Linked DNA regions of Homo sapiens: region 1 is linked to region 2. A link is an interaction called in ENCODE POLR2A ChIA-PET data of the cell type or tissue named here. Cell type or tissue: MCF 10A. All regions are shown on one strand. Each heading gives the region's core, and the rest is flanking DNA. Links, peaks and the distances in the headings are about the cores only. Region 1 overlaps SMYD3 (SET and MYND domain containing 3). Region 2 overlaps SMYD3 (SET and MYND domain containing 3).

Region 1 (5,381 bases), core at 162-5,161, 100 kb before region 2:
AAATTTTGAATGTTTATGGCTACAGAGTAGGCGTGTATATTTATGGGTACATGAGATAAATATTTTGATACTGTCATACAATGTGTAATAATCATGTTAGGATAAATGGGGTATCCATTGCCTCAAGCATTTATCATTTCTTTTGTGGTACAAATATTCCAATTATATTTCTTCAGTAATTTTTAAATGTACAGTAAATTATTGTAGACTCTGGTCACCCTGTTGTATCAAATAGTAGATGTTATTCATTCTATCTGATTATATTTTTGTACCCATTAACCATCCCCCGTTCCCTCCCTTGCCCACTACCTTCCCAGGCTCTGGTAACCATCATTCTACTCTCTATCTCCATGAGTTAAATTCTTTTAATTTTTAGCTCCTACAAATTAGTGAGAACATGTGAAGTTGGTCTTTCTGTGTCTGGCTAGTTTAATTGAACACAATGTCCTCCCATTCCATCCTTGCTGTTGCAAGTGATAGGATCTCATTCTTGTTTATGGCTGACTAGTACTCCATTGTGTATATGTACCATGTTTTCTTTATTCATCTATCAACAGACACTCAGGTTGCTTCCAAAGCTTAGCTATTGTGAATAGTAGTGCAATAAACATGGGCGTGCAGATACCTCTTCGATATACTGATTTCCTTTCATTTGCGTATATACCTACCAGTGAGATTGCTGGATCAATGGTAGTTCTATTTTAGTTTTTCGAGGACCCTTCATACAGTTTTCCATAGTAGATGTACTAATTTACATTCCCAACAATAGTGTGCGAGGGTTCCCTTTTTTTCCACATCTTTGTCAGCATATGTTACTCCCTATCTTTTGGATCAAAGCCATTTTAACTGTGGTGAGATGATATCTCATTGTAGTTTTGATTTGCATTTCTTTGATGATGCGGGATGTTCTTATACCTGTTCACCATTTGTATGTCGTCTTTTGAGAAATGTTTATTTAGATCTTTTGCCCAGATTGTTAGATTGTTAGATTTTTTTCCTTATTCAGTTGTTTGAAGTCCTTATATATATCCTAGTTATTGATTCCTTGTCAGATGGGTAGTTTGCAGATATTTTCACCCATTCTGTGGGTTGTCTCTTTACTTTGTTCATTGTTTTCTTTGCTGTGTAGAAGCTTTTAACTTGATGTGATCCCATTTGTCCATTTTTGTTTTGGTTGCCTGTGCTTTTGGGATGTTACTCAAGAAATCTTTGCCCACACCAATGTCCTGGAGAGTTTCCCCAGTGTTTTCTTTTAGTAGTTTCGTAGTTTGAGGGTCTTAAATTTAAGTCGTTAATCCATCTTGGTTAATTGTTTTATATAGTGAGAGATAGAAATCTAGTTTCATTCTTCTGCACATCCAGTTTTCCCGGCACCATTTATTGAAGACTATCCTTCCCCCAGTGTATGTTCTTGGCACCTTTGTCAAAAATGAGTTCACTGCAGATGTATGGATTTAATTCTGGATTCTCTATTTCTTTCCATTGGTCTGTGTGTCTGTTTTTATGCCAGTACCATGCTGTTTTGGTTACTATAGCTCTGTAGTATAATTTGAAGTCAGGTAATGTGATTCCTTCAGTTTTGTTCTTTTTGCTCAGAATGGCTTTGGCTATTCTGGACCTTTTGTGGTTCCATATAAATTTGGGGATTAGTTTTTCTGTTTCTGTGAAGAATGTCATTGGTATTTTGAGAGGGATTGCATTGATGCCTCTTTCAGAATTTGCCATGTAAGAATTATTGTTCTTTTCTGAGTAAGACCACATTTGGAATCTCACAATGAAACAAATAATAAAATGCCTTGGGACAGAGACCAGACAAGGCTTCTATTGACATTTATTCCTTCATTACAGTAGGTGTTGGAGGTCACCCACACTTTGACCCTAAGTCTGAAAACAGACCTCTTCAGTGGTCACAGAAACTTCAGGGCTGCAGGGTTGGTGGAGAGTAGCTCACTCTGCAGTGGGTGTGGGCAGCTGTGGGCTCTGATTAAAACATGTAGTTGGCCCCTCCAGTGTCAATGGGAAGGATGTCCTAGAAGGAGAAAAAGGTATTCTAGTCACTTCTGTTATCTCACTCTCTATAGAAATTAAGAGAACATGGTGCCATGCAAAAATAACCTATTTATTTTTCTCAAAAAGTACATTTTCCCCTTATCTGTTAATCGGGCTCAACAGTGAACTTGAAGGCTTATGCTTTTGGTCCATAGTACATGCTCAAAGCCTTTAAAACATGACATGTTTGACCTTACCTAACTTTGGAGTTCTATAGGTCTCTGCCACACAAAGTTCCACTAACAGCTCACTGTTGGGATATGGAAAGAGGTTAAATTTCACAATAACTATCTTGGGGCTCACTATTTATATAGTCATTAACTGCGCCCTCTAGTGACATTGCATCCTTGGAAGAATGAAGCTGGGGAATTGGTGGCATTGGTAAGCTACAGGGAGTATGTAATGCAGCTCCGTGTATTAGGGATGGTAGGTGACCAAATGTGGTTCCACTTTCTCTTTCCCTGCTCTGAGAAGTTGCTGTTGGGCTTCAGGTAGACATGGTTGATGTAGAACACATGCATTTCTTCACTCTGTCTTTAAAACCTGCTGAAATGACACTCAGATTGGGCTCTTTCTGCATGTTATTGATTGCATACCTTCAGAGCTTAAAAGGTAGACGTGAGAGAGCATACTTTGTACTTAGATCCATCGAATATCACACAAGCTAAGTGGTTTGTCAGAAAGTCAGTTAAATTTGAATAGCTAGAAGAAACATTAGGCATCTAGGTCAATATCAGCATTTTGCAGAGAGGAGAAATGACTTGTGTCACTCACAAATAGAGTGACGCTGGACAATCCGGCCCAGAAAATACAAGTATCATAATTCTGGGGCAGTGCTCTTTTGATAAAGCACTGTGGGTACTGCCCTTGGTTGTGGAAGCAAGGTTAAAAGGTAAATAAAGGTAAAATAACATCAAGAGGGAACTTTTAGGCCTATTTATTTATTTACATTATTTTTCTTGAGAGATCACTTCCATTTATGTATTCATTTTCAAATACTTAACATACTATCTTTGTCCAATTTCTCAAGCCCTTTAGATGGTAGAATTCTAGAAATATAAACAGGAAAAATAGATATTTTGGGTTGGCTTTACTACTGAATAATTTAGTATATTTAAGTGTCCATTTAAGACCCTAGACTGACATTGGCCAGTGCTTTTACAACCCACTTGGGTGAGACTCCATGACAGGTCTATCATGTAAGAAGAGACTGAAGCATTAGCTGCTGTGGAGAGTCCAGGGAGCCCTGACTCACCCCAACAAGGACTAGAATTAGGAATAAGTCTTTTCTGTTTATAGCTTGAACATTAACTCTCTGGAAATAAGGCGTCTTATATTGCTTAGGGCTTAAATAGACTTAAGTCTCCTTTTTTTTGCTTATTACTCACCCATAATTACCATTTTCATCTCCAGTCTTTCAGCAAACCTGCTTGAATCTCTCCCTCCCTCCCTGTTTCTCTCCTTTTGTCCCTTTCTTTCTTCCTCAAGTATTTCATGATGTGAGACATATATCATAGGCCAACCATGGGAATCCTGAGATTGAAAGATGTCCCCTTCCTGTAGGTGGCTTCCATTCTAATGTGGAGATAGATACCCAGACACAGTTTAATTTGGTGTGGCAGTGATTTTACTGGAAGCCTGTTTGAAGTATAGTGGCAATGAAAGAGAAAAAAAATCCCTGGTCAGTCTAGAAAGACTTCACAGGAGACATTGACCTGAGATGTACAGGTTGTATAGGAATTTTCATTGAGATGGTTTCAAAGAGATTCAGTCTGGGGATGTTACTGGAAAAGGGGTCCCAATCCAGACCCCAAGAGAAGGTTCTTGGATCTCACACAAGAAAGAATTCAGGGCGAGTCCAAAAAGTGAAAGCAAGTTTATTAAGAAGGTGGAGGAATAAAGAATGACTCCTCCACACACAGCAGCCCCAAGGGCTGCGGGTTACCCATTTTTATGGTTATTTCTTGATGATATGCTAAACGAGGGGTGGATTATTCATGCCTCCCCTTTTTAGACCATATAGGGTAACTTCCTGACGTTGCCATGGCATTTGTAAACTGTCATGGTGCTGGTGGGAGTATAGCAGTGAGGATGACTAGAGGTCACTCTCATGGCCATCTCGGTTTTGGTAGGATTTGGCCAGCTCCTTTACTGCAACCTGTTTTATCAGCAAGGTCTTTATGACCTGTTACTTGTGGTAACTTCCTATCTCATCCTGTGACTTAGAATGCCTTAACCATCTGGGAATGCCACCCAGTAGGTCTTAGCCTCATTTTACCAGGCCCCTATTCAAGATGGAGTTGCTCTGGTTCACATGCTTCTGACAGGGACACACCCTGTGAAATGTCCCAGAGGCTTGAGAGAATATGGCGCATCAGGGAACAGCTAATGGTTTAGTATTGCTGGAGGATAAAGGCTGGTAAGGCCAGCAGTGGGTGGTGAGGGATGGCCTATGCTGGGCAGAGGGTTTGCATTTTCATCATGGAGGGATGGGAAGTCATTGTTAGAACAGTGAGGTTGGCCTTTCGACCCGCAATAGCCAGAAAAACGTGAGTGTGTGTAGAACCAAGAAGTCAGAAATGATTGCATGAAGAATAAAAAATTCAAATATCGGGCAAGGAAATTAGCATGGTTTTCACATCATTACACCCAGAAGAAGAGCTTGTAGAGAGCTGCTTATGCATATCTATGATGGCAGCTTTCTTCCTCCCCCACAAAGAATGAGATGCTTTTGGGTTCGATTAATACCCGGGGATATGGCAAACGGTTTGTTTCAAATACTCATCTGCTTACAGGCTGTTTCTGGGTGCTTCTATTAAAGATTAGAACATTTACCAATTGTACTGGGTATTAATTGCTGAGGTGAGGGTGTGATGGTCTCTAAACTAGCTGTACTTCCCAGTAATTAGGATATTGTATTGCTTCAGTTGCAGCCATCAGCATATCTTCTGCTTCCTCTTCTTTCAACCTTTGTTGACAAGCCGTTTTCAGACCCCGAGAACTCTAATAAGTAAGGAGAGATGTGGGCTTTCTCTTTCTCTTGTTTTGATATGTAAATTAGAATCCTGGAATTATGAAAGCGTTGATAATGTTTTCCTGTCTATAACATTAAAATTGGAAAGCTGTAGCTAAAGGCCCATAAAACAGTTGTCTCCACATTTGTCATTAAACTCCTTTATGTAATAAATTTACTCATCCTTAATTTGGAATTATCTTGCTTTTCTCAGAATTTAGTCAATCTTGGCATTTTTTCAATACCTTCTTATGCTAATTTCTTATTTATTGTGCCTTTTAAAATGGAACACATAAAGTAGCAGCCAATTAATAAATTA
Region 2 (5,381 bases), core at 317-5,316:
TCTTTCCCCCAACTGATTTTATTCCCCATAAGATGCCCAGAGTAGTTTAGTATAGGTATCCCATGTGGATGAAGAAGAAAGTGGCCAGCTTGATGAAATCACTGAGACCTTGGATACCAGGGGAGGAATTGCTTGTCTGGTAGGGATGTAGCTTTTTCATGGTGTAGCTTATTGAAGACATGCAGCCTGGGTGGTGAGCTTCACCATGGCCTCCTCCTTTCTCCCCAGTTCCTGCACATCATTTCTTAGGACAGAGACCAAATTCACATCCACAGTCACAAAAAAGGGTCATTTGTATCACCTACCTTTATTTTCCCTGGGCTTTGAGGTAAATGTAATATTTTGCAACTGAAAAGTACAGTTTGCTCAGGAAAGCAGAGTAAGCAGAAAAAAAATCATTTTATCTGGAAATGAATGAGCCTGATGATTAGATGGAACAGAGTCATCCAGTCTTGGATTCAAATCTGGCTCTACAACTCAGTCTCAAATTTGACCCATAAAGCTGTTCAGTCATCTTTCCCAAAATTAGCAGTGTCCATGCAAATGGTTCAGTTAGCCAAAGAATCACAGAGTACACTCATCCCCCATTGTGGCTTATCTGTGGCAGAAATTCCTGCTTCAGAAATGAGGCTCTCCCTCTGACCAAAAGAGGCTTTCTCTAATTATGTGCTTGTGACTCTGTCTTTTCTAAAAGCATCCACATTTTTTAGGTGCTGACTGTGTGCCTGGTTTGGAGCCAAGTATAGAAAGTACAATTGCCCTCAAGGTGCAGATGCTGCCCTCGAAAAGCTTTGCCGACCCTGACTCTGGGGGTTCTCCCCTCACTTGGACCTAGTGCCCCAGTGGGTAGATAAGAGTGGGCTCTGCCCGTGTTGCCCCATTCATCACTGGGGTTGATTCCACTAATCTAGCAAGTAGGGTCATTCATTCATTCATTCCTCACTGCAGCTCTCCTTCTATAGTTGGGACACTCTTGACTTTCCATCAGTTCGTTGAATTCTCAGTGTTGCTGTTTTGTGCCCCTGGGGGTTTTCCACCTACTGTTTTTTCATCAGCCTAATTTTTACTCATCTACCAGCCCCCAATGAAAGTGTCTCTTCTAAGTTTTTCCTGACTCTCTAGAGCAGCTCTGACTACTGTAGGTCCCTTTTGAAGCCTGCCCAGTACTCACCAGACTTGTTAATACTTTCCAGTATCTGGCCCTTCCACAGTGATGTAAGATCCATGAGGACAGGAACCGTGGTCTCCCTTATTTCCCAGCTTATCCCTGTAGTGTCTGGCCCATAATGGGTGCTCAGTAAATGTGGAATCTGTAATGTGAATGCATGAATGAATGAATGAACAAATAAATGAACAAACTGGTCAATGAATTCTAGTTTCACTTTTCCAAAGGTGGATGCAACACCAGAGATGGAATTTTTCTTTAATCAATAGTATGTAAGGAGCTATAATTGCCAGCTAGAAAGTACAAAGCCTGAGCAGGGAAATCCATTAACCCATAGACCATCTTTGTCCCAACAATGTTTTGGGAGCAGTGAAAGAAGTCAGCTATTCGTGTTGAGGAGAATTGGAAAATGGTGGAAATAGGTAAAATATAGAGCTTATAAAATTCTCTGTGGACTTCATTTGGCACCAATATTTAGTTTCAAGGAAATTTCCAGAATACAGACCACACAATTGTACTTAAATATAAATAAAAACAATACTTTCAGGCCAACATCAAGAATTTGGGGGTCATCCCCTGTTTATATTACCCCAATCATTCATTGAATTCTATAATCAAATATTGACTGTGGCTTTCTTCTTAGTCTGTATTTTATTTTTTTATTGGAATATTTCCTTGCTTACAGCTTGCCGTATTGCAGACTATTAAAAATCCTGAGTCTGTGCAGAAATATACTGGGTTCTAGTGCCATTCCTGTCCCTGCTAGCTTGGTTAGAAAGGGCCCTGTTCCTCTGTGCAACAACTTTCCATTTATACGTGAGGAGCTACGGAGACCTTTGCCTCATTAGGGAGCTGCCTATGAAAGTCTCTCTGAAAGGACTTACATCATAATAGGAATTCAGGTCCCCGAAATGGCACATTATCATGGTCTGAACCTAGTGCCACGTACACCTTGTCATACCTACATTTCATTAAGGGGAGTCATCCGCAAGCATCCGGGACTCCAAAAGCTCCTGGTGCCGTGTTCCAAGAGGAGTTCTTGACTTCACCTTCAAAGGATACTCCGTGATAGAGAAACTTTCGGAATGCTTTCCTGAGAGCCACCTTCTCGGTCCCCTAGTCCAAACCTCCTCCTGGAAGGAAGAAAGAATTGGCCCAGTTTCTGAAGCCTGTGTAGTAATAATTAGCAGTGGCACACTGGCACCACTTGGCACATAATTAGAGTCATAAGTAACTGAGTAAGTGGACCGTCCCCTAACTCACTTTGGGGTCTTATTCTGGACTCTGGCATGGTCTGTGATTGTTTTCCACCAGAGACTGGAACGAAGAATGTGGGAGTGGGGATGGTGGGCATGGGAGGGAGTTATAATGAAAGGAGCATGGAACTAGGAAGCAGACCTCAGGAATCCAGCCACTAGGCTAGCCAACACTTATTAAGCACCTTTTGTGTACCCAACTTGATAGAGCTGAGGGGCTTAGAGCTTGCTGCATGGCCTGAGTGGGCCTAGGGCAACTTTTCTAGGCTATTTCATCATCTTTAAGGTGACAGGGTTGAAGCAGGTGATCTCTGCTTCCTTCTGGCTCTAAACAGTCTGTGATTCATTTCAATAATTGGAAGTAAAGCATCCCCCACTCCTTTAACCTAGTAGGCATGAGCCAGGAATAACATCTGGCCTCCCGAGTCATGTGAACGCTTAGTAGAAGTAGAGGAATGCAGACCACAAAGCTTGTAGTCTATTCCAGCAGCTCAGAAAGTAGAAGCAATGCTTCATAGGTGCCCTGGACACCATTCTCCTCGCCCTGTTCCCTGTGCTAATCTGGTCACCATTCTTCTTGCCCTGTTCCCTGTGCTAATCTGGACTCCATTCTCCTTGCCCTGTTCCCTGTGTTAATCTGGTCACCATTCTCCTTGCCCTGTTCCCTGTGCTAGTCTGGTCACCATTCCCCTTGCCCTGTTCCCTGTGTTAATCTGGACTCCATTCTCCTTGCCCTGTTCCCTGTGCTAATCTAGACTCCATTCTCCTTGCGCTGTTCCCTGTGTTAATCTGCTCACCATTCTCCTTGCCCTGTTCCCTGTGCTAATCTGGTCAGGTCCCATCCATGCATCTTGCATTTGCTTCCCAGGACTAAGTGATTTAAAGGACACTTCAGCAGCAAGGTTGAGCATGTGACCAGTACAATGCCCAGTTCGAAAGTCGACTCCCTATACCGTGCTTGAACCTCTACCACACACATGAAGCTCAACTCTCCGTGGTTTGCTTTTGAGGAATCTGGGAGTCGCTTGTGCCCAAAAATCCTTTTCCTTCCCACGGATGAAAATGCAGCACGTAGTTGTGTTGTTTCAAATTTTACCTATTAAAAATTGTTTTGAGTTGATAAGAATTTCTCCCTCAAAATCTAAACTCATCTATGAAATTATTAATCATTAACACCTGTAATTTCATCTAATAAGGTTGCCTTTTTTTTTTTTTAACACCCTGATGGGATCAGACTTTTCTAAAGGAGGCTTGGAAGTTTTGACTGGGTAAAGAGGGAACTTCTGGAGAAAGCTGCTCTGGAGAAGGCAGCATTTGTGAGGCCACACTAAGAAGGCCGTTGGTGAGTCCTTCAGCCCAAGTGAAAGAGAAAACTTGTCAGAACTAAGAGGGATGGAAAGGGAGTAAAGACAAACGATGCTTACTTCACAGTGTGGATGTGAACTGGTCCAGCGCTAGGTCTGATGATTGGTTATGGAAGAGACTGCCCCCGCGGGAACTTACGAGCCTGAAGTAATGGGAGCTACATGTAAAGAGCTGCCTCATAGACCTTCAGAGAGAGGGAGACAGAGAGGCTTCTTTTCCCCAGCAGCATAAATGAGCCCATTTTAGCAAAAATAGCTGTAATTTGCACAAGCGTTAAGAATCTGCTTCCAACTGTAAAAAAATACTGAAATATCCAGGGCATAGCAAGGCTGTGGTTCGGCCCTGTGACATGATGTGTGATCTTGAAAAGTAATGAAAGTGGAAGAAGGCGTTGTAAAGATACCGCTCTAATGAACACAATTCTGTTTGCCAGCATTTTTTCCTGCTAGCAAATTATATTACTCCATCAACTTGGTAGAACATCAATAACATCTTCAGAGGATAGCTGTGAGAGCTGAGTTACTCTATGACAGGATTTTTGAAGACAATGTAATTTCATATTTCTCAATTTTCTTTGATTTTGTGCTGAGAAAATGGAAGACCATAATAAATATTTTCCACAAATGGTGTCTTAAATGGAATCACAGCTGGTAGCAACAGTATTCTACCGTTTATTTAGATGCTGGATTCCAGATTTTCTATGTGAAACAACCATGCTGGCAGATTCATTGGTTTCACATTTTTCTAACACTTTTTTTTTTTTTTTAAGGGATGAATTAGGCTTCACGTGTGAACTCCTGGTGGGCGCTGTGGGACGGGTGATGCTGGGCTGCCAGCTTGTTTGTACTCAGTGGTCTCAGAGTGTGTTAGGGTTCTTGCATTGATTGGAAATATTTCAGTTAAGAAGTTAACAACGTACATGACTGTTAGGTGAGGTTCAGTGAGGCAATGAGATGGCTGGAGAGAGCTGGGTTCAGGAAGCACAGGCTGAGTTCCGATCTCAGCCCTTTCACGCCGTGAAGACTTGGCCAAATCACCTCGCCTCTTGGAACTTTGGGTTCTACATTGCGTTAGCAACATGATAAACTGTACAGTTTTAATCAATGAAGTAGTGGATGTGAATTTGGCTTGTGGTGTATAAAGATGCCATACTTACTGTACTTACATTTATTAGGTAGTATAATCTTTGTTGTTTTGATATCATACCCAGGTTTCCGTAGGCTTCTTTTTCTTCTTAATATTCTGTTGCCACCATCCCCCCCCCGTCCACACCCCAACTCAACTCAGTGCTTATCCTTACAAAGCTTTGTTCTCAACTAGTTATCATGGTAAGTTTTTAGGTAATAGTTGTAGTATCTAGTATCTCCAAGAGTGATTGCTTTTTAAAAAAAAAAAAAAAAAGCAAAACTTCTACAAGTTAAAATAAATGTAACCGTGGTATAGCTGCATCCTAAAAGGCTCTTAGAAAATTCTGGCTGGGCACCATGGCTCACACCTGTAATCTCAGTACTTTGGAAGACCAAGATGGGAGGATTGCTTGAGGCCAGGAATTTGAGACCAGCCTGGGCAATATAGGGAGACTCCATCTCTACAAA

Evidence for each region. Peaks named below come from ENCODE experiments on the same cell type or tissue, not always from the same donor. Only the 100,000 strongest peaks of a DNase experiment are listed, where the experiment ranks them.
Region 1: POLR2A ChIA-PET joins it to region 2 with 5 read pairs; 7 of 35 experiments call an interaction of 5 or more read pairs at or near these places.

Annotation. Positions count from the first base shown.
Region 1 is chr1:245,886,003-245,891,383 of GRCh38, reverse strand. The region is part of intron 8 of SMYD3 (SET and MYND domain containing 3); the gene reads left to right. Among named protein-coding and RNA genes, the nearest start is that of SMYD3-AS1, 220 kb to the left of the region's middle. In MCF 10A, for the core only: a CTCF peak has its summit at 2,407 (motif pointing left); a DNase peak (open chromatin) is centred at 2,373.
Region 2 is chr1:245,785,883-245,791,263 of GRCh38, reverse strand. All of the region lies in intron 10 of SMYD3 (SET and MYND domain containing 3), which reads left to right. Among named protein-coding and RNA genes, the nearest start is that of SMYD3-AS1, 320 kb to the left of the region's middle. In MCF 10A, for the core only: no CTCF peak of the experiment used is centred there; a DNase peak (open chromatin) is centred at 2,823.